Linked DNA regions of Mus musculus: region 2 is linked to region 1. The links are chromatin loops, found by intact Hi-C in ENCODE. Cell type or tissue: gastrocnemius. All regions are shown on one strand. Links, peaks and the distances in the headings refer to the core of each region. The heading gives the core; the rest is flanking DNA. Region 1 overlaps Cdh13 (cadherin 13). Region 2 overlaps Cdh13 (cadherin 13).

Evidence for each region. Peaks named below come from ENCODE experiments on the same cell type or tissue, not always from the same donor. Only the 100,000 strongest peaks of a DNase experiment are listed, where the experiment ranks them.
Region 2: it touches region 1 in a loop (2.2-fold over the local background); 6 of 42 quality-filtered maps call a loop at or near these places.

Annotation. Positions count from the first base shown.
Region 1 is chr8:119,291,934-119,303,503 of GRCm38, reverse strand. All of the region lies in intron 11 of Cdh13 (cadherin 13), which reads right to left. Among named protein-coding and RNA genes, the nearest start is that of Hsbp1, 47 kb to the left of the region's middle. In gastrocnemius, for the core only: CTCF peaks have their summits at 5,544 (motif pointing right) and 6,738 (motif pointing right); a DNase peak (open chromatin) is centred at 5,550.
Region 2 is chr8:119,059,313-119,070,882 of GRCm38, reverse strand. All of the region lies in intron 6 of Cdh13 (cadherin 13), which reads right to left. Among named protein-coding and RNA genes, the nearest start is that of Gm31893, 7.6 kb to the right of the region's middle. In gastrocnemius, for the core only: a CTCF peak has its summit at 6,146 (motif pointing right); DNase peaks (open chromatin) are centred at 6,128 and 6,588.

The DNA.
Region 1 (11,570 bases), core at 4,430-6,929:
GAGAGCCCCAGGGATTCGTCTGGCTCCACCCCCTCACCCCCCAGCTGTTTTAGTTGTGTCTCCTGCTGCTTTGTTAAAACACTCTGACTAAAGCAACTTTGTATCGAACAGTTCCTGGTCACAGACCTTCACTGCGAAAAGTCAAGGCAGCAGAACTTTGGTGCGGCTTTTCACTGCACGTTGCTGGTAGTCAAGAGCAGAGAGAACGGATGTGTGTCCTAGCTCCTCTGCTCTTACAGAGTCCAGAACCGAAACCCAGGGACTCGTGTCACCTACCAGAGGTGGGTCTTTCTATCTCAACTAAAGTAATCAAGACGAGCCCCCACAGACATGCCTGGGGCCATCTTGATCTAGGAAATTTTTCATGGAGACCTTCCAGGTGATCCTAGATCATATCAAACTGACAAAGCTAACCGCCATTGCTGTGCTGGGATTAGAAGCACACAGCACCATGCCTGGCTGTTTTTACATGGGTGTTGGGGATTGACATCATGATCTTAGGTTTGTGCTGCAAGCAAGCACTCTTCTGAGCCATTCCCGTGCTCCCCCCCCCCCCCTTTTCTGTTTTGTTATGACAACCTAGCAGGCCAGCAGCATTGGCTTCGTGATGCAGATGGGAAACCAGGCAGAGAGACCTTCAGTTTCATGGATGCAGTCATACTAAAGTGAGGGCTGGCACAGCCCGGGAGGGGAGAGCTAACTCGATGCAGCTCCGGCCATCCTCCTCCATCACCTGATCTCAAGAGTCATTTTACCGAGTCATTTTCTCAGTGACAAAACTGTACCCAGCAATTCCAACCTGATTGATACTCTTCTGTGCTTTGGCAGCTCGGAGGCTGATAGCTGGGGCTGATTGCTCTTCTCCTTCGCTTCAAATGGCAGCCGCAATGAGGGGCATTGAGCTGGCTTAATTGGGGGTGCCATCGTAACCGATGACCTGGTTTTATCCAAACCAGCATCTTTTAAACAGAGTCAACCTGAATGATCTTTGTCACCCCAACATGGTCTCAGACTCGGGCTGATTGAAAAGCAAGTAATGGCCGACGGAGGTCTGTTTTGAAGTTTCTGTCCCCTCCGACCCAGTGTTTGGGCTGTTGTTTAGTGGCACTGAAACTACTCCGCTTCATGGCTAGCTTTTCCTTCAGTCCACTTCGGAGCCAGTGCTATTTCCAGTTGTTCATCACACAAGGGACAGAGGGGAAGGGCAGACTGGGGTGGGATGGAGCTTAGCCTATGGAAAACCAGTGTCTTCGTCGAGCCCACTTTAATTGTACAGCGGTTAGGCACACCTGTGTTGGTTTGTCTTCATGGTAACTGTTTTAGTTAGGATCACTATTGCTATGATGAGACACCGTGACCAAAGCTGGAGAGGAAATGGTTGATTCGGCTCACACTGTTTATCTTCAAAGGAAGCCAGGACAGGAACTCAAACATGTCAGGATCCCGGAGGTAGGAGCTGATGCAGAGGCCATGGAGGGGTGCTGCTTACTGGCTTGCTCTTCATGGCTTGCTCAGCCTGCTTTCTTATAGCACCCAGGACCACCAGCCTAGGGATGGAACCACCCACTATGGGCTGGGCCCTTCCCTACTGAGCACTAATTGAGAAAATGCCTTACAGCTGGATCTCATGGAGGCATTTCCTCAACTGAGGCTCCTCTCTCTCAGATGAGTATAGGTTGTGTCAAGTTGATATAAAACTAGCCAGCATAGTATCCTGCACCACATTTCTCATGGATGGGCTGGCTGAAACACACTTTATACAAGTCACGTGCTCATGAAGTTAGTATACTCCCAGATAGAATCAGGTGGAAAACAGGACATTTTTGATGACCACGGGAAGACTCCAGAGATGACAAGAGCTTCCTTTTTCCCATCGCCTGCCATTAGGAAGACCTAAGTGGGATATTTATCTTTCCACATTCTCCACAAAACACTGGCGTGAAGCAGGGACGTTTGGCTCTATTGGAGCCCAACGCTCTGTCTCAGGACCCTGTCTCTGGGGCCAGGGAGACGGACCTGTTGGTGAAGCGCTTGCCACACAACTATGAGGACCTGAGTTCATATCCCCTGGACCTATGGGAGAAGCCAGGCGTGGTGGTGCACACCTATACTCTCAGCCCAGGGAGAGGAGAGACAGGATGACCCTGGGGCTTGTGAGCCAGCTAATCTTGCTGACTCGGTGAGAACCAGTTCCAGGGAGGGACTCTGTCTTAAGAAAATGACGTGGAGGGGCTAAACCTTGGCAGTTTCCAAACAGGAGGTGTGACAGGTGTGGCTCCCAGGGAGGAAGTCGGGGACCAGCCTGGCAGAACCCGAACAGGACCTGGTACCCCAGGGTGCAGCAACGAGCCATGGACACTCCAGTGGGAGTCTAGACCTCTTTTGAGAACCTGCTCATGGCTGTTCTTGGTCCACAGGAGACCCTGGGGCGAACACCAGACCTTGGAGGTGACCTGAGCAGCATGATCGTCACCCCAGGACTCAGCCTTGGCTCACTGTGACTGCTCTGGCCTGTCACTTACACATCTCCCCATAGGACTGCATTTGATTCATTCCTGAATGCTTTCTCTGTGGCTCAGTACCTTCCTTCACGGTTACTATTTATCCCTTCCTAAGTCCTGGCAGTATTCCCGTGCTTGCTGTAGTCATTCCCTAGCGTTTCTGTGCTCTGAAGGCACCATCTTAACCTTTTCAGAAAGTCTGGATCATATAAGGCAAGTGACAACGTTCATCTCGGAAGACACAATGCTTGCCAACACAAAAGGTCTGGTTGAGCAAAACAAAAGCACATTGGTTACATGGAAATGATCTGCTTAGGTAATTTGAAACTCATTAAAACGGGTAATAGGGGCTGGAGAAGTGGCTGAGTGGTTAGTAGGGCTTGCTTGCTGCTCTTCCAGAGGACCTGAGTTCAGTTGCTAGCACCTATGCCAGGAGGCTCACGAAAGCTCTGGGGAGTCTGGTGCCCTCTGCTGGCTGCCACAGGTACCTGCACTCATGTGCGCACACCACTGTCCACCTCCTCACATGGTCAGATAATTAAAAATAGACGACAGTTTAAGAAAAAGGCATACTTCTCTCCTCAAACTATCTCTCCTGTCAGCATCATCCACATCATAAAGAAGCAGGATGTGGGGGGACCATCTGTGGGCACTCGCAGCCCAAAGGTCGGCTTCTGGGGCTAGTCAGTGTTTTTATATAACTCTGTTCAGACTCCACAGTTCTAGCTAAGGCATTCTTAAAACATTCTGGTTCTGCCATAGTCACTCTGACCTGGAGACGCAGAGCTGTGTGGACCGTGCTATGTTAGACCGCAAAGGGCTAGCTTCCCTTTCTGTTTTCTCTGCAGAACAGGCTCGTCAGAAGGACCATCCCTCCCTGGAGCGTAGGTGCTGAGGGAGAAGGTAAGGCGGTGCTCAGAGACGGTGTGAGCGGTCACAGCGCCCCAGCTGACTAGGTCTGTGTTCTGTTTGTCATCACGTCTTGCTCCCCTTCTTCTCCTGCCTGTGCACATTTGCATATCTGTGCACACATGTGCTTGTGGGCCCACAGTTGCTCTCAGGAGCCTTCCTCACCCATCTACCTTAGTCTTTGAGGCAGGGTCCTCTTCCAAACCCAGAACCCCCTGATATGACAAGTCTCGCTCGCTAGCCAGCTCACTCAGGGATCCTATCTCTGCCTTCAAAGGTGGGATTACAGGCAGCTCAGCATCCCCACTGACACAGAGTTTTACGCAGACTCTGGGGGATCCAAACTCCAGTCTAATTGATTGGCAGCAAGCACATTCACCATACAGCTACCTCCCGGCCCTCCTCGTGCGTTTTAAGAACTCTCATGGAGACATAACAGCTCACATAAGCGGGAAGGATGTTCACACAGCCATGACGTCTGCAAGGTGATGCGATCAGGCTCGCCTGCCTGCCATTCCGGACTTGCTTTGTAGACCAGGCTCGCCTCAAACTCATAGAGATCCGTCAACATCTGCCTCCAGAGTGCACTACCACTCCCGACCCATGATGCTTTTAAAAAATGCAATCTTTCACTCAATGCTGTCTTTGAGAGGCTCGTTCTGTTTCTGTAAGCAGGCATGGGCCACTCACGCACTGTTTTGATACAGTCGTCTATGTGAATGAGACCCATCTTTGTCTACTTTACCAGATGTGTGGGAAAACCCTCTATCTTTCGGGATGTGTGTATGTGTGTGTCACACGATTATATATGTGTTGTACATGTGTGTGCATCTATGTGCACATGCTACAGTGGCCTGTAGGTCAGAGGAGGACTGTGAGTTGCTTCTCCCCTTCCACCACTTGGGTTCTGGTACAGAACTCGGGTCTGGCTTGGTGGCAAGTGCCTATGCCCACTGAGCCATTTCTGTAGCTCCGATCTATCTTCCTTTGTGGTTAGTATTTTGTATCTTGTTTTTTTTTTTTCCTTTTTCATAAAATCTTTGATTACAATAAAGACGTGGATTTACTCATACATTTTTATAAATGATGTTTTATTCCACTTTTGTGTTTAGATTTAATTCCTGTCTATGGCTTAAGCAGGTGAGGGGATATGTTATTTAACCCAGCACAGACCCCATTTTCTCACCCCATGGCTGTCTTCATTGCCCATGTTATAACCAGGAACCTAGTATTTTGTGGCTGATCTGATTTGAGTCTGGAATGTTCCCCGTGGCTCCCATGTTTGAACATCTGGTCTACTGCTGTATTGTGTCTTGGAAGATGGTGCAGACTTTGGGACACGGTGTCTAGCAGGTTGAAATAGGTCACTAAGACCTTTGAAGGCCATACCGCTTCAGGTTGGGGCTTACATTCTGGTTTCCTGAGCTGCACTGTGTGAAGAGGCTGTTGTGATATGGTTCTGACACTATGGGGAAGCCACACCACCTGCCACGTCTTCTCTACCATGGTGGGCTGTGTGCTCTGAACCCGAGTCCACATAAGCCCCAAGTCCTCCTTAAACTGCTTCTGCCACGTATTCTGATCAAAGAAATGCATAAGTCACATGGCGCTCCGTGTTTGTGGTTGCTCTGGACATTATTTCACGAACCAGTTTATTTCTTTGTGCAAACATCACACAGTTTCAATTTCTACCATTTACTAATAGGTCTGAAGGTACATGGCACAAGGTTTCCAATTTATTATCAGGATCGCCTTGGGGACTTTTACCTCCTTGTGTTTCCATACATATTCTGCAGTCACAATATATCAATTTTGCCACCTCCCAGGAACTGGGATTTTGTTCAGCACTGTGTCTCAGTCCTGAGGTCAGTTTGGAAATAACTGACATTTCAATGGCCCAAAATCGTCCAGTCCATAAACATGGTATACCTCCCCACTCATGTAGACAGGAGGCTGGGCTTCCGAATCCTACCCAGAGTAGCTGCATCTCCCAGCAAGCCGCTGCTCAGCTGCTCTGGATGCCAGGTGTCAGCAAGCACAGCACAGACTCCACAGCTACAGTGCTCTCTGAGACCAGCACAACCCCTGCTCAGAGAAAAAACACTAAATGCTCCCAGGGCCTGCTTTCCTTGCTATGTGAGCCTGTGGGCACTAGGTGGCGCTCTGCAACCAGTTTTGTGCCAAGTTTTAGGATTAGGTGGGGGAGGTGTGTGTGTGTGTGTGTGTGTGTGTGTGTGTGTGAGAGAGAGAGGGGGGGGGAGGGAGGGAGGGAGGGAGGGAAAGAGAGAGAGAGAGAGAGAGAGAGAGAGAGAGAGAGAGAGAGAGAGAGAGAGAGAGAGAGAGAGAACAGTAGCTGTCCATTGCTTAGTCATTTCCAGTAAACCCTTCTAACCCATCATGATGGGTGTGAGTGTGCCATTCTTTCTTTGGGTCATTGTAGTTCCAGCCTGGTGGTCAATGTTAACGGTACAGCTTTGCCCACAAGGCCACACCAAAAAGCTCTTATGTTTTTAATTGTAGCTTCAGTGTAGAGAAGTTGGATATCTTCCTTTACATTTACATCTTGCTTGGCTTTCTGTGATCACTGAATATCTTAAAAATTCCATTTCTTACTAGGCATGGTGTGGCGCACACCTTTAATTAGGAGGCAGAGGGACACAGATTTACATAGTGAGTTCCAGGCCAGCCAGGGCGTACATAGTGACACCCTGTCTCAAGAAATAAAATCTCTACCTTCTAAGAGTTTCCTGTACTCTGACAACTTTGTTAAATCTACTAACTGTCTCAGCAGATACAAGAGTTTTATTTCTTTTAATTCCCAAGCCTGATAATTTGTTTGTTTTCCTCCTGTTGCTCTGAAGATGATGGGTCTCAGGGAAACGCTCTTGCCCTTAGTATTGATTGCACTGTTGAGCAAGATGTTGGCTGTGTCAGGAGCAGTGCCTTGGAGCTCAAATCAGATTAAGGACATTTCCTAGTTTGCTAAATATATATAAAGGTATGATATGTATATATTTAAATCGTGAATCAATATGCAACCCCTTGGGCTGGAGAGATGGCTCAGTGGTTAAGAGCACTGACTGCTCTTCCAGAGGTCCTGAGTTCAAATCCCAGGAACCACATGGTGGCTCACAACCATCCGTAAAGAGATCTGATGCCCTTTTCTTGTGTGTCTGAAGACAGCTACAGTGTACTTAGATATAATAATAAATAAATCTTTAAAAAAATATGCAACCCTTTTCCCCTTCTTCCCTCCTCTCCCTCCATTCTCTCTCTCTCCCTCCCCCCTCTCTCTCCCTTATCCCACACCTGGGTGTAATACCTATGGAAGCCAGAAGAGGGCGTTGGATTCCCTGGAGCTGGAATTACAGGTGCATGTGAGCCACCTTACCTAGGTGCTGGCAACCAATCTGGGGTCCTCTGCAAGGTCACCAAGAGCTCATAACTGCTGAGCCATCTTTCTATCCCCTACTATGAAACCATCTGTAATGCCGGTGTTAGGGTGATTTTATCATTTCTGTTGGGCTCATTACTATTTTTAGGATTTTAAAATTTATGCTTGTGAGATTGGTTTGTGATTTTAATTTTTTTTTGTAAGATTTTTGCCACGGTTTAGATAAGACACGATCTCGTAAGAACAGTTGCTAAGCGTCCCTCCCTTCTTCTTTCTGAAAGAGTTTCAGTGAGATTGGTATTCCTCCGTCTCTAATGTTTGGAAACACGAAGCTGCCATCTGTGCCTGTAGCTTGCTTAGTTAGAAGGATCTCAACAAAGATTTTTTTCCATAAATATTGGGGTATTTAAGATTATTTGATTTCTTCTTAGGTCATTTAAGTGTCTACATGACTTATTTGACAGTTTATTTGTGTGTGTATAAGTGTGAAAGCCTTGCTCTCTGGCTGCCTCGCTCTTTTGTCATGACTGATCCTATATCCCTTGAGCCCAAGTGGACCCTCCCTCCCTTCAGAGGCTCGTGTAAGGTATGAAAATTGCCTTGCCTACGTCTCTCATCACAGAAATGAGAGACGTAGGCAAGGCTATTTTCAGTTTTGCACGCGGGGAAGGAAGGCAGAGCTTTGCCAGTGCTGAGCCAGTGCTTCGAGGCTGAGCTATTTTGTCCCCTGACTGCTTTGAGCATTTCTCCATGATCAGTCTTCATCGGTCTGAATGTGTCCTGGGATGTGTTTCCTTCAAGTTCATCCTGTGGTTTGATGAACTTCTTCATGTCTTCCATCCGTTTGGGGACGTGCCTGATTGCATCTTCAAAGGCTGCCCAACGTGACATCACATCCTGTCCTGGAACTCCAGTTTAGATTAGAAGTGTCCCCAATGGTGTTTGAACACCTAGTCCCCAGATGGTGGCGCTGTTTTGGGAGGTTGTTGAACCTTTCAAAGGTAGCGTCTAGCTAGAGGAAGTGAGTCTTGGGGGAGGGGCGTGTCCAGCCTGTTTCCATGCTCCCCACCATGCCTGGTCCGCCATGACGGACCACACCCTCTCAGGCAAATTCCCCACTAAGTTGCTTCTTGTCAGGTTTGCGCTGAACGTGATTAGAGAAGTTATGAATACACACCACTAACGTCTCGTGAGTCCCAATTCTTCACTCTCTCTGTGCGTCATGTTGTTTTTCCGGTCACAGATCACAAATCTGTGTTAAATGGTTCTGCTGTTAAATGGTTCCTGGCAGAATGGAGCTCAGGAGGTTGATGCATCTCAGTTCTGGCACGGCTTCTTGATTATTTGTGATCCCAAACTTCGGGTGACGGTTCTTTCCTTCTGTCCAGTCCTTGGACATGCTGTCTCAAGTATCTTCACAAGTCTACTTCTCCCTTTGACTATCAGTTACAGATTCATCCCAGGGACGTTATAGACAGTGGTTCTCAGTCTTCCTAATGCTGCGGCCCTTTAATACAGTTCCTCTCGTTCTGGTGACCCACAAACCACAAAGTTGTTGATATTGTTACTTTGTAAGCATAATTTTACTACTGTTATGGATCATAAGGTATATGTGTTTCCTGGTCATCTTAGGTGACCTCCGTGAAAGGGTTGTTTGACACCCCCAAAGGGATCTTGACCCACTGGTTGAGAACTGCTGTTTTTTCTTTTTTTTTTTTTCTGGCTCTGCTGGCTCCTGCCTCAGCCCCGCATATGGCCATATTTATTTTATATATGTGGGTACACTGTCACTGTCTTCAGACACACCAGAAGAGGGCATTGGATCCTATGATAGATGGTTGTGAGCCACCACGTGGTTGCTGGAAATTGAACTCAGGACTTCTGGAAGAGCAGTCGGTGCTCTTAACCGCTGAGTCATCTCTCCAGCCCTGAGAAATGCTGTTTTAGATTATGAGTTGAAGGTTATTATACAGGAGTGAATTGGTTGTTGTTCCCTGCTGTGGACTTTTCCCAGACAGCTTGAGGTCCTGCCTCCTCTGCAGGGTTGCGGGTTAAGCTGGGTGGTGAGGCCAAGCTTCAAGTATAACCTTTCATGGTCAAACCTGGCCTGCCTCTGCCGTGATTCACGGCCTCGGGCTGCTCAGCTCCTGAAGGCTGCAGGAGACACAGCTCTTCTGGATCTGGAAGAGCGGCCCATCTCTCCAGTCAGCTCAGCTCCCTGGCACCTTCGGGGGTCGTGAATGAGAACCTGGTTGGATTGCTCTAGCTGGTCTCTTATTTCCTGGGAGACTGCAGGAGGTTCCCTACAGTCTCCTTTCCCGTTTGAAAGTCCACTGGGATGCTGCCTGGAGAGAAAGTGCCTGCTGCTCTCTGGAAGAGAGGGAGTGGTCCACAGTGTGTTTAGTTCACAGTACCCACATGGCGAGTCTCGTTTCAGGGAATCCCACACCCTCTTCTGGTCTCTGTGGGTGTGATGGTTTGTATATGCTCGGCCCAGGAAGTGGCACTACTAGAAAGTGTGGCCTTTTTGGAGTAGGCATGGCACTGTGGGTGTGGGCTAGAAGACCCTCACCCTAGCTGCTTGGAAGTCAGTCTTCCAATAGCCACCTGCAGATGAAGATGTAGAATTCTCAGCTCTGCCTGCGCCATGCCTACCTGGATGCTGCCATGTTTCTGCCTTGATGATAATAGACTGAACCTCTGAACCTGTAAGCCAGCCCCAATGAAATGTTGCCCTTATAAGAGTTGTCTTAGTCATGGTGTCTGTTCACAGCAGTAAAACCCTAACTAAGATAGTGGGCATCCGCACATACGTGCACTTCCACATTCAGTCTTGTGTGCTTACACCTAAATGAAAAATTTAAAATATGCAGAAAAGGAAGTCCATAATGGAAAAGCCTCTTAAGTTTGCAATGTGCCCTCCCTCTCCCCCCACCTGACTCTCACAAGTGTTTCTGTTTCTCCCCCCCCTCTCCTGGAGGAGGGGGGATGGGGAGAGGGTATAGGGGTAGGGGGATGACTGCCTCTAACCCAGAATCAGATCCACAAGTCCTTTCAATCCCTTAGGACCAGCTCCCCTCTCTCCCCCCCCCCCCCCCTCTCTCTCATCTCGCTGTGTCTGTAACTCCGATGATTTTTATAATGTTGTGGGTACTGCTGGAACTTGCTAGGTTTGCAGCTACATCCAACCTGGCACTTGTCGCTGCCTTGTGTTTTATCGCTGTGTTTGCACAAATGCCGGAGTGATTGTCAGTCTGCAGAAAATCAACTATGGAGATTTAGCTTCCCGGGCGTTAAATGACAAAAATCCTCAGCCTTTCATCCCATCAAATAGCCGACTTTGTAGCAAATTAATAAACACAAGTCCACACTCTGGATAAAGCTGAGACACCTGTTGACGTGCCAGATAAATTGTTTTTTCCCAGATAAACCTAATACCCAGAGATAAGTCTCCAGCAATCGTAGAGGCAGCCATTGCTCACAGCTCCCTCTGATGGACATGGCCTTTGCTGGATGTCCTTGCTTTAACTCTCTGGGGTGCTGTTCAATAAGACTACCCCTCCTCACAAAGTCCTGTGTGGTAATTAATCCCAACCTGTTTTCTGTTCACAACTCTGGGGACATTTCCATCCTCCGGAGACATCTGTGGCAGCAGGTTTTGAATTTCCTTGTCTGATGATAGAGTTAAGCGAGTTAGGCAAGGGTCCACCCGGGCTGGCTTTTCTCGGGTGCTGGAGCATCAGCCTTGGCTCCGCTCTTTACAGGAACCCGGCCCCATCCAGGTGCAATTCATGCTGCGAAGCTTTGAGAAGCTTTTTGGCTTCTTCGGGGGTCAGGAGGGCTTGGCGTCTTCTCTCTCCTCACAGCAACACAGCAACGCTCTAAGCAGGAACAAACCTCCTTGGTCTTCATTGAAACTGAGTCACCGAGTTCAACAGGCCCCACAGGTGTCCTCTGTGCACCCACACCTTGAGAAAACAATGGAGACCACTCCCTCCCTCCCCGCAGAAACACGAGCTTTATAGCACGCCCTTAGAAACCAGACAGCTAGTGAGAACCACAGTAAAACTCAGCCTCATAGAAAAATGCCAGCAATGTGAAGGATGGAAAAAGCCAAAGGTGAGGAACTGATGTCCTAGAGGAATCTCTCTATCTTTTATGTAGTGCTGGAGACTGAATACAGCACTGACTATACTTTCATCCTGAAGAAAATGCTGGTCTGGATATTAAACTTAAAAATTACATTTGTATGTATATGTGTGTACATGCCCATATATGTACTTTCCTGTACGTGTGTGTGTTTGTAAACGTATGTGTGCATGTGTGCATATATGCATGTGCATGTGCATATGTGCATGACAGGGTCAGGTGTGGAAGTCAGAGCACTTGCAGGAGTTGTTGTCTCCTTCTACTGTGGGCCTGGGTTTGAACTCAGGCCCCCAGGCTTGGCAGCAAGCACCTCTAACCACCAAGTCATCTGGATACTTAAAAAAAATCCAGAAGTCAAAACATCTTTAAAATTAGTGTATAGGGTCAGGAGAGGTGGTTCAGTGGTCAAGGGCACTTGCTACTCTTATAAAGGTCTTGGGTTTAGTTCCCAGCACCCACATGGTGGCTTACAACCGCCCATAACTCTACTTCCAGGGGATCTGACACTTTCTTCTGACCTCTGCAGGAACCAGGCATGCATGTGGCACACAGATGTACATGTAGGCAAAACATTCAGACACATAAAATAAATAAATAACTCTGAAACAAAATTAAAA
Region 2 (11,570 bases), core at 4,721-7,220, 230 kb after region 1:
TGGTGTGTGTGTGTGTGTGTGTGTGTGTGTGTGTGTGTGCGCACACACCTCTAATCCTAGCACAGGCAGGGATAGGATCGCCACGAGTTTGAGTCCAGCTTAGCGAGTTTAATGCTAACTAGGGCTACATAACAAGATCTCATCGTAAAACATGGAGGTAGACGCAGACGAGAAGACAGAAGAACAGCAACGTCACAGGGGCGTGACCAGGGCTGGTGTCTATGCTAGTGCTGCACAGGGTATTTTGTTGTTGTTGTTGTTTTTAATCCTTGGGGAAGAGATGGCTCATGGGTTAGGAGTGCTCTTACAGAGGACCTGAGTTTGGTTTTCAGAGCCCACACTGGGAGGCTCACAACCTCCAAGGGACGACTGCATCTTGTGTGACCTGATGCCCTCTTCTGGTCTCCGTAGGCATCTGAACTTAGGCGCACATCCCCACAGACACAGACAAGTAAGCATATATTTAAAAAAAAATCACTGAAAAGAGCTTTAAGAAGTTAAATCTGTCTGTACTGATTCTGTAGATGTGTTTGGGAAGGTGAGGTGGTATATATGTTTAAATCAATCAATCAATCAATCAATCAATCAATCTCTCTCTCTCTCTGTCCCCTTCCCTTCCTCTTCCATTCCCCCCTCTCTCCTCTCTCCTTTTCCCTTCCCCTCCCCTCTCCTTTTGCCTCTCATCCACACAAGCTATGCCCTGCAAAATGTACTCTCAAGGCTCCTCCCTTCTAACTAATATTTCTGGAAACTGTCATCTGTCACGCGTTTGTACTGAATCCTTGCAGTGGCCAAGCAGGGCCTCTTGTGCCTCATAAGATATGTGGGCTATATGATTTCCGCCCCCCCCCCAGCTCTGTGGTACACCCAAATCCCCGAGAGACTCTGAGGGACAAAGTCTCAAAGGTAAAGATGGGGAGTTTCCCATAAGCAGCTGCTCAGAAGTTGCAGTGCACACACCTTGCCTTGGAAGGCAACAAACACGGCTTAGCATTGTTTTGAACTAGAAGCCATGACTCCTGAATCACAATGTCATATGTAACCCAGCAAAAACAGCCCCCAAGTAGGGCAGGGTGATTTGGGGAGGCTAACACACCATTCGTGGATTTCCAGTTCCCACAGATGCACTCTTCGTAAAGTGTTTCCTTTTCAGTCAAGTGACTGCAGCAGAAAAGATGCACCCAGGCCTTTAATGACATCCCTCATCTGTGGGTATCCCAGAGGGCCCCAGCATTCACAGACCCACACACTCAGTTTCCCAGACCTGGCTTGCGTTACTTTGTACTGAGCGACATTTATCAAATGTACAGTGGTAAGATAACTAAAGCAACTATACGTTTACAGATCTAGTTGTTTACCTTTTATTTGTACATGTGTACCTGCACGAGCTTATGTGTGCCACATGCATGCAGGAGCCCATGGAGGCCAGAAGAGGGCGCTAGACCTCCTGGAACTGTAGTTACAAGCTGCTCTGAGTTGCCCGGTGTGGGTGCTGAGAATCAAACCTGGGTCCTCCACAGGAACAGCAAGTGCTCTTTATCCTCTTAGCCATCTCTCCAACTAAGCTGCTATCATTTTATCAAGAGCTTGGACCATGACAGTCACTGTGCTAAGTGCCTTCAATATTATCTCATGGATTTCTCTGGGTTTCTTCATGGGGTACAGAGTTATTCTCCATTTTAGACAGGGAAACCAAAGTTCAAAAAATGAAGGTGATAGCCACAAAGCTGGATTTCTTCTCATGGACTTGGGTTCAGCTAGTGCACAACTGTCTCAGTTGGGTTGAAGGCTGGTTTCTGCAGCCAAGTGAACAGAAATTATGTTCAGTGTGAGAGAATAGTAATTCTCTTTCCTGAAGCCAGCTTTGGGCATTCCCCACTGAGGAAGGCTTTAGTGTGTATCTCAGGGAAATAAGTCAATTGCCCCACTCAAAATCTATAGCTCCTTATCACCCCACCCCATATTTAGTTTCAGTGTGTGTGTGAGTGTGTATATGTGTATCTCCTCCACATGTGTGCATGCACACAGAAGCCAGAAGAGGGTGTCAGGTATCAGCTGTCTCCCTCTCTCACTCTCTACCTGCTTATTCAGGGAGGGTTCTCCCCAAACCTGGGGCTCATTCTCAACTGGTCTTGAGGCCAGTGAACCCCATTGACACCCCCCTGTCTTCCAACTCAGAGTGAGGCTTGCAGGTGTTAGCTGGGATGACCTGCTTGTAACACAGATGCTGGGGTCCAGGACCATGTCTGCAGCACAAGTGTACTTAACCACTGAGCCATCTTGCCAGGCTCTGTATCTTTAGATGTTTGTTTTTAACATTGGCCACAGCTTTAAAAACAGTAGAAAATGAATATCACCCCACATAAAGCCACGTGTGACAACCAAATGTAAAACTAACCAAATGAATGGTCACTCAGCACAGCCCAGCCCAGGCCCAGGCCCAGGCCCTGGGCCCAGGCCCTGGGCCCAGGGCAGCCCAGCCCAGCCCAGCCCAGCCCAGCCCAGCCCAGCCCAGCGCAGCCTGCTTCCCTGTACAAGGTGAAGACATGGTGTAGTTTTCCCACCTGCGTACATGGTTGCAATTTGTTTTTATTTTCAGTTTCACTCAGAGTTTGGCATGACGTAGATAATAATAAATGCTTGGTTAAAAAATGAGCAAATAAATGAAGGTATGAATAATCTAATGTGGGAGTGAGATTTTACAGAACAACAGCCAGCTAAATCGTATGTACAATGAAACCGTGCGCACAGCTGTCTCTGATTTATTGATATTCTATTAACTGACAAAGCTGGAGTAGAAACATCCATTCCAAGAGAGTATTTCAAATAATTTCTCCTTTTCCAGTCTTAAAAATAATCATATTCTCAGGACATGGAGTAGGACTGTGTCTCCTGCCTAATGATGGGCACAGGCATGTGGCATTAGAACTCACTGGTCTGGAAGATAGGCTGCTGTTTGTCACAAATAGGAAATCAGGAAGATCAGCCCTGCCATTCTTGGGTCTTGAGAGATGAGCCAAGATTGAACAGAGAACCAAATCCCTGAGCTGCATCCAACACACACACACACACACACACACACACACACACACACACACACTCACACACACTCTCACACACACACACACACAAACACTCACACACACACACACACACACACACACACACACACACACACACCAGATGCATAGAGATGGTCTAGGCTAGGCTAGAAGAACCCTGAATAGTTTATTTACTGTGTGAATATGGTGGGCCGGTGCTGTTCATTGTAGTGGGAGGAGCTTTACCACACACAAGATCTGTGAATCCTTTGACCCTTGAACTCCTCAGACTTGAGAACACTGAAAAAGGGTTCTGTCATTTCTCCCAAAAGTTTCAAGGTGAAAGAGAGATTATGGAGAGAAAAATACCGCCTGGAAATGAGTATCTTTTAGGGTCCTCTTCAATGTCCCTTTCTGGTGTTTTGAAACCTCCTCTGTAGAGGTCATGGCTTCCTTACTGGGTTTATTCCTAGGTGTGATGGTTTGAATAGGCTTGACCCAGGGAGTGTCACTATAAGGAGGTGTGGCCTTGTTTGAGAATATTTGCCACTGAGTAGGTGGGCTTTGAGACCCTCCTCCCAGCCATATGGGAGACAGCCTGCTCGGGGCTTCCTTCAGATGAGGATGTAGAACTCCCAGCTCTTCCTGCACCATGCCTGCCTGGATGCTGACATGCTCCTACCATGATGATAATGGACTGAATCTCTGAACCGGTAAGCCAGCCCCAGTTAAATTTTGTCCTTATAAGAGTTGCCTTGGTCATGGTGTCTGTTCACAGCAATGGAAACCTAACTAAGATGCTAGGTGTTGTAATTTCTTTGAAGCTATCATAAATGTTATTGTTTTCCTGGTTTCCTGCTTGGCATGTGTACTGTTGGTTTATGGGAAAGGCAATGGGAATTTTTGTAGACGGGTTTTGTATCTTGTTACTTTGCTTCAAGTGTGTGTTGGTGTTAAGGGCGGATTCTTGGGGCTCTCTTAAGTGTGCGACATGGGATACCTTGGCCTCTTCCTTTCCTATTTGTATACCATTTACTTTATTCCCCATGTCAGGGTTCTAGCTAAGATGTCAGCGACTACGTGGAGTGAGATGGAGATGGGGGACACTTATCCATGTTCCTGATATCAGAGCAAATGCTTTGAGTTTTCCCCCATTTAGTGTAGTACTTAACCTCTATTACATTGACTTACTGTGTGTGTGTGTGTGTTCCTGTGAGAGCACACACAAATGCCTAAGCATGTGTGTGCTATTGTGCATGGAGGCCGGAGGTGAAGGTCGGATGTCTCCCTCGATTGCCCTCCATTGGCTGAGTCACCTCACCAGGTTCTGAGGCATGTGTCTATTTCTAACCATATTAAGCAAAAGAACACAGACTCAGAAAGACACATAGCATGCATGGGTCATCTATCTCATGTAAATGAGATGAAGGTCACACTTAAGCTCACTGTCTCTCTGGAGACATATCAGCGGGATGGGTTCTTGGGTGAACCCTGCATACAAGGAGGATGATGTAAGAACCAGATACTGAGCCCCTGAACTCATAAAGGCTTGGAAAGAAACTCTAGTAGATGAGAAACACGGACTAGATGATACGCGTGTGGCGAATACAGGAGAGAACTTCTCTTTGATATACAGTGAGCTATTGACAGACCAAGCATATTACCTGGAAGTCAACAGCACCCCCACTTCCAGTCAGAGCTGAGCAACAGCCTCAGACGGCGGCAAAATGTGTTCCGGGCCCTGCCAGCCACATGTTCTTGCCCAGTGGGCGTGGCTTCTGTGGCACTGGACTTCTTGGTAAATGTCACTGGATTTGTACTGTTCCCTTTACGCCACCATTTACGTTGAGTGCATAAGTGTGTGTTTGTATTTGTGGTGGACAGATATATGGGAGCCAGGAGTTGGCAATGGCTTCCTTAGCCACTTCCACCCTTCTTTAACTTCTTTGTGAATGACAAGATCTGTCACTGAGCCTGGAACCCACCAACTAGGTTATGCCCTAGGAAGCCCCACGTTCCCACCTTCCCAGAGTGGGGCTCACAGGCACACAGCACCACTCCTAGCTCTTGTGTGAGTGCTGGAGACAACTCGGGTCATCACGCTTGTGCTGCAAGCATTTCGCTGATCGGTCTCTCTGTGCTTTTATGGACCAGCTCTTGCCTCATGGAAGCATTTAGGATTTTTGTCCCCAAGGATTGGACAAACATTTTAGTTGGAAAGGCTTATTATAGAACATTCTAGAGTATTGTAAGAGCAAACCACATTATAGATGATCGTTTTTATTTGAGGCATGTAAGTAGTGATACCTGCTCACAGGGATGCCACTGGCCAGTCTCTGTTCCTGTGGTCAAGTCTGACAAACAGACCCCAGTCCCCTCTAGCACAGGGCTGCGGGGCTGTGGAGGTTCATAACCAGGAGTGTTTTGTGTCTTTTCTCTACCCCACCTGCCATGCATCATTCTCCACACGAGGAATCCTGTCTTCGCATGTTCTTGCCAAGGCCACCAATAACCTTAAGTGATTCTGTCCTGTGTCCTTCCCTCAGAGGCTCCCTGGAGCCTCCCCTGCCTCAGAAAGATGGAGCCAGTAGTCCAGGCCAGCTTCCTCAGGAACATGAAGCCAGCATCCAAGGCCAGGTTCCTCAGGAACACAGAACCAGCATCCAAAGCCAGCTTCCTCAGAAACACAGAGCTGGTATCCCAGGGCAGCTTACGGAGGAAGATATCTTTTCCACTCATTCCTGCCTTCTTGCCTCCAAAAATCCTAGTTATTCTAAAAAAGTAGCAATAACCACGAGGGGCTTATCAACAGTAACAGCGGCCACTGTGCCCAGGCTCACAGGGAGCTAGCCACTCTTTCCAAGCTAAGCACAGAAGACTTGGCACGCATGACCCCTTCAGCACTTCCCCAGATCAACCATCTCCAGTGGCCTTGCCTTGTGCATTATTAGGCTTTCCCGTGGTTCACAGCACACATTAACTCACCGGCGCCATTATCAAGCATATTGTGGCATAAACACTGTTAGATGTTTTGAGGGGGTCGTAGAACAGATTCCTTTCCCGGCTTTCTAAACCCCGTCAATGCAGGTATATGGCCACCAGGTGGCAGTAAAGCACCACTACGGAGATTGTTTTGCCTATCTAAAGGTGGCCACCAAGATCCTCTCCTTTTATTATACACAAAGACACACTTTTGTTAAATGCTTAAGCAGCCTAGTTTAACTCCAGGTAGGGCACGTGACCTAATGACATCATCACCGTATTTCTGATTCAGTTACTCTTCGGGATATGAGACAACTAGAGTCCACGGAGTTTGGCTAGATAGTGGAAGGTCTTCTATCATTGACTCCCACTCCTGAGGGGAGGAGGAGGAGAACGGGGGGGGGGGGGGTGGAAGAGGAAGTGGGAAGGGAGGGGGGAGGAGGAGGACAAAGAGGACAGAGGCACAAAGCAGCTCCGGAGTTAGATGGTTCCTCTCTCCACACTTCCAGGGCTTGGCTTCCCATCTTCTAGATCTAGTGACCTGCCTGTGTCCACTTTCTGCCCCACCCCCACTCCCTACCCTGCCCAAGGCCAGGGATGCCTGAAGACAGTTTACAAAGCTGGAGGCTATGAAGGCTAGTGGTGGAAACTTGCTTCCTTAAAAGCAACTGAAAGTCACACCTCCCTGGTAGATGTTTTGTTCCATGGAAGTTTTTGAGCACAAAGCTTGAAGCACAAAACTTCAAGAAGGAGAGAGGTGCTCTTTTGGGGGCTGTTACCACTGCATACCCAGGGACTGGTGGCTCTAAGCTTGGTGTCTGGCTGTTCTGCAGACCCAAGTCCCTTCCACTCTACTGCCCACCTTTCCAGCTAACACTTCAGGGAAGACAGGCTCTCAAGTCAACACTAAATATTCCTTCCTTCATGAAAACTTGTAGCTGCTTCTTAGGACCTTTAGCTAGGAGATCTAGAAAGCCAACTGTGTTTCTTAGCTAAGTGATGGAGAGCCTGTTCTGAATTCTCATGATAAAAGGAAGGGCTGGGGGAAACATGATTATCTTTATCATCAACAAAAACACACTGTATGTCTGTAGTGTGTGTGTGTCTGTAGTGTGTGTGTGGTGTGGGGAGAGAGAGAGAGGGAGAGAGAGAGAGAGAGAGAGAGAGAGAGAGAGAGAGAGAGAGAGAGAGAGAGAGAGAGAGAGCGCAAGCACTGGGGGTACGGCTCAATGGGCAGGAACATTTGCTGTCAAGCATGAGGCTCCAAGTAGGGATCCCAGCAAACACTAAAAATGCTAGGTTTGGCTGCATGTGCATCAGGAACACAATGTTCCAGGTGTGTGCAGCAGAGGCAGGGGGATCACTAGGGCTTACTGGGTACAACACAGCTCCAGGATGAGTAAGAGACTCCAACTCAAGGGATATGTTAGCAGAGAGTGCTAACATAGCATACCCAAAGTCTTCCTCTGGCCTGCCCAGACACATGCACGGCACACACTTGTGAGCATACACCCCATTTACATATTCACATAGATACCTCCACCATGCTCACATATGCATGTACATAAAAAATAAATACATTAGGAAGAAGGAGGAAGAGGAGGAGGAGGAGGAGGGGAAGAGGAAGAGGAAGAGGAAGAGGAGGAGGAGGAAGAGGAAGAGGAGGAGGAGGAGGAGGAGGAAGAAGAAGAAGAAGAAGAAGAAGAAGAAGAAGAAGAAGAAGAAGAAGAAGAAGAAGAAGAAGAAGAAGAAGATCATTTGTGGGGAGATGTGAACATCACCCCTTCCCTACTGTCAGAGCAGCAAGGGAATTGAGTCCCTGAGTAGGAGATGGAGACCAAGGAGGGAGACTGGACAGGTGAGATTTTAAGGTGTGGTGTTTGTGCATATGTGTGTGTGTGTCTGTGTGTGTGGATGTATCTGTGTGTGTATGTGTGTATGAGTGTGGATGTGTCTGTGTGTACATGTGTGTATGGGGGGGTATATACATGTGTGTGTCTGTCTGTGTGTATGTGTTTTATGTGTCTGTGTGTCTGTGTGTATGTGTGTGTATATGTCTGTGTGTCATGTGTGTGGGATGTGTGTATATGTGTGTATGTGTCTGTGTATATGTGTGTGTGTATATATGTGTGTGTGTGTCTCTGTGTGTATGTGTATTTGTCTGTGTGTTGTGTGTATATTTAAGGGTGTGTATGTGTCTCTCTGTGTGTATGTGTGTATATCTGTATGTATGTGTGTGAGTATGTGTCTGAGTGTTGTGTGTGTAGTATGTGTGTGTACATGTGTGTATGTGTGTGTATGTGTATATGTGTCTGTGTATGTATGTTTGTCTGTGTATGTGTGCTGTGTGTGTCTGTATATGTTTGTCTGTTTATGTGTGCTGTATGTCTGTGTATATATGTGTGCGTTTATGTGTATGTATGTATGTATGTATGTGTATATGTGCATGTGTGTCTGTGTGTATATGTGTGTCATGTGTAGTGTGTATGTGTATGCTGTGTCTGTGTGTCTGTGTGTGTAACATGTGTGGTGTGTATATGTGTGTGTGTTGGAGAGGTGATGGAAGATGAAAGCAGGAGATAATATTTTGGGGGCAGAATGGGACCAGCAAAAGAGGGTATGGGTGTAGGCAGGGACAGTGGGGAGAGGAACAGGAACTTTAATATAAAGACCGACAGGCATAAGCATGCCATCATGAAGCCATTAGTTTGTATACTAACTAAAAATTACTAACAGAATAAGAAATAAAAAATGCCTCGGACCTTAAAACAAACAAAAGAAAAAGAATCCCTGGGGTGGGGGCAGCAAAGCCTTAACGTAGCTTCATCTATCCCTTCAATCCCAGGCTGCCGCTGTCAGCCTTGCAGAAGTAGAAACTACCTGCTTTTAGTAGACCGTGGCACGGGACATCGAGGTGCATTGTGGGAGGCATTGTCTACTCTGCGGCAGAGAAGCCTCACTGATTTGGAAACTTGGATCTGTTCCCGTGCACCGTGTCTTCGATCTCTGTCTCCTGGGACTTGGGCTTCTAATGAATTCAGACAGTAAAAAGCTGGAATCCTATACCTTCAGGCAAAAAAATCGCCTTGAGCACAGCCTCAACTTAGAACAGGCTGTCATGAATGAAACCGAAATTAGTTTGGTGGGCAGAGATTTAAACAGCTTCTACTGCTCTGCCCAAGGGACGATGTATCACTCTGGCGGAAGTACTGCCCACTGCTTATTATTATACAAAACGGACAGACGGGAGTGCAGACTGAATTGAGAAGTATGAAAATCCCTGGAGTCTTTCAGAAGAGAGTGAGCAGTGCTATGGGAGGTCATGGGGCTCCAGGCTCACTGCTTCAAGGTAGATCTGCTGTGGGAATTCCCTGCTGGGTGTCTTTAGGCTCACTGCTCAGCCACCGGCTCAGGATTTCACATTGTGTTCTAGGGGATGCCATGGGTACTGTCCTAGGCAAGTTCCTTCCTGTCTTGGAGTCTCCGCTCTATCATCTTTAAAATGAGAAGACTCACTTGACAATGGGGTGGTACCGAAGCAGTGATGGTTCGGATTAGGCATGGAGCACATTGACTTGGTATTGAGCAAAGGGTCAAATGATGCCTCTATCTCCACCATCTCCACCGCCATCCTTATTACATCTTCATCCTCCTCCTCATCCCCACGGTTACCACTATCATCACCATGATCCTCATTATACCATCATCATCTCCACCACCACCAGCATCACTTTCAGCAGCAGTGCATCATCAATAGCATCACCATCACCATCCTCATCACCATCATTAACGGCAGCCTCGGCATTATGGTCCCCACATGAAGACGAGCATCCTCACCGTTGCCGTCATAGTGACTGGCAGCAGGCTCATTATCACCATCCTGACTCTAACCATCACCACAGTTACCATGGCTACATCATCATCTCATCCTCCATCTCCATCATCAACACAGTCCCAGTCTCTGTGGGCAGGGCTATGGCTTCCTCCAGAAAGCGCAACGTGATTTTACCTTATATTCTTGGTTGTTTTCAGTCCTTTCGGAGATTGAAGATGCTTTAGAAACTAGAAATGATTCCCTGTGTACTAGGAGTTTTGATTTTTGATCTGTTCAGGTAAAAAGTACATAAATCTATCCCTCCCAGAATACTCTAGATGTATTAGTAAGAAGCTATGGGTGCTGCTCCTGCCTACAGACACAGAGTTACTAAGGCTGGCCCTACCTACAGGCACAGAGTTAGTTACTGATACTGGTCCTATCTCAGGCTCAGAGTTACTGATGCTGGTCCTGTCTATGGGGCAGCACCTCACCCCTACTCTCTCACTACCTCACATTACCCTATGAGAGAGGGCTCAGGCTACCTTTTCAAAGGTGACGCTTAAGAGGGGCAAAGCAGCGAATTGCCCTTGGGACTCCATCAGGCCTTCTGAGTTCCTCTGCAGGCGCAGTTTGCCCGCTAGATCCGCTCCTCGGCCTCGGATGGATTCCTCTTTGCATTTGGCCTAGGAGAGGAGATGGAGCACTTTTTCAGCTGCCGGCTTCAGGGTGCTGAGCTGAAATATGCAGATTGAAGCCTGAACAGCTGCAGCACTGCAAAGTGGCTGGTATTTTGGTGGGCTTTATTTTAAAGTCCCTGACAGTTCAATCTCACTAAATAATTCAAGCTGTTTAGGAAAAGCCATCTGATTTTAAAGTACGTCCCTGAAGGTCAAGGAAATGGTTTGGATTTTTATTTTTGGTGAATAGTATTTGACAAAATAACAGAATTGCCCCTCATAATATCTTTCTCTTTACATCGCAAATGAAATTACTAAGCACACACTGTTGGATGTTTGTCTATAAACATCCAATGTCTCTTTCCCGTGTGTCCCTGACAGAATGTTAAGTAACATTCGGGTCTCACCATTCCGAGTGAAGCCCCAGGTTTGAATAAAGTCCAGGCTTGAAAGCACAATGCCAGAAGCCATCTCCAGCTTCGGGTGTCCCTGATCCCTTAGGGAGGTCTACTTGTATCCAGTGCAGGAAGACACAAGCCCCGAGTCATGGAAGAGCTAAAGGTATTGATTTAGAAATCAGCAGACAAGAACAAAACGAAGCAGCAATAAATGAAGAAAGAAAACTAAGAGACACACTAAGCCCCCAAACTTGCCTTGTAAAAGTTTTCTTGGACAGAGGTGGAAGTTTGCTCGTCTAACACTGTGGTCTCCATGGTGACATGCAAGTCAGGCCGTAACTTCCAGAAACACACTGGACAGGATTCTTTTGTGCTCTTTGCAGATGGGGCTCTGGGTTTGTTCATCTGATGGGAGGCTGGGGAACAGCTTGGGGCATTGGGCGGCAGGTCATGTAGGCCTCTGGATCAGACCTGTTTAAACTCACACAGAACCCAACAGGAGCTCTGCTCACCCATAGCAAACGCTTGCCTGTCTCCTGAGACTGAGGCCGAGGAGTCACAAGAATGCATGCTCACAGATCCACTCAGTAACCGAACCAGACTGAGGATGCAAACTGGGCACTGGGGTTGACACAGAACACATCAGAGGTGGCTC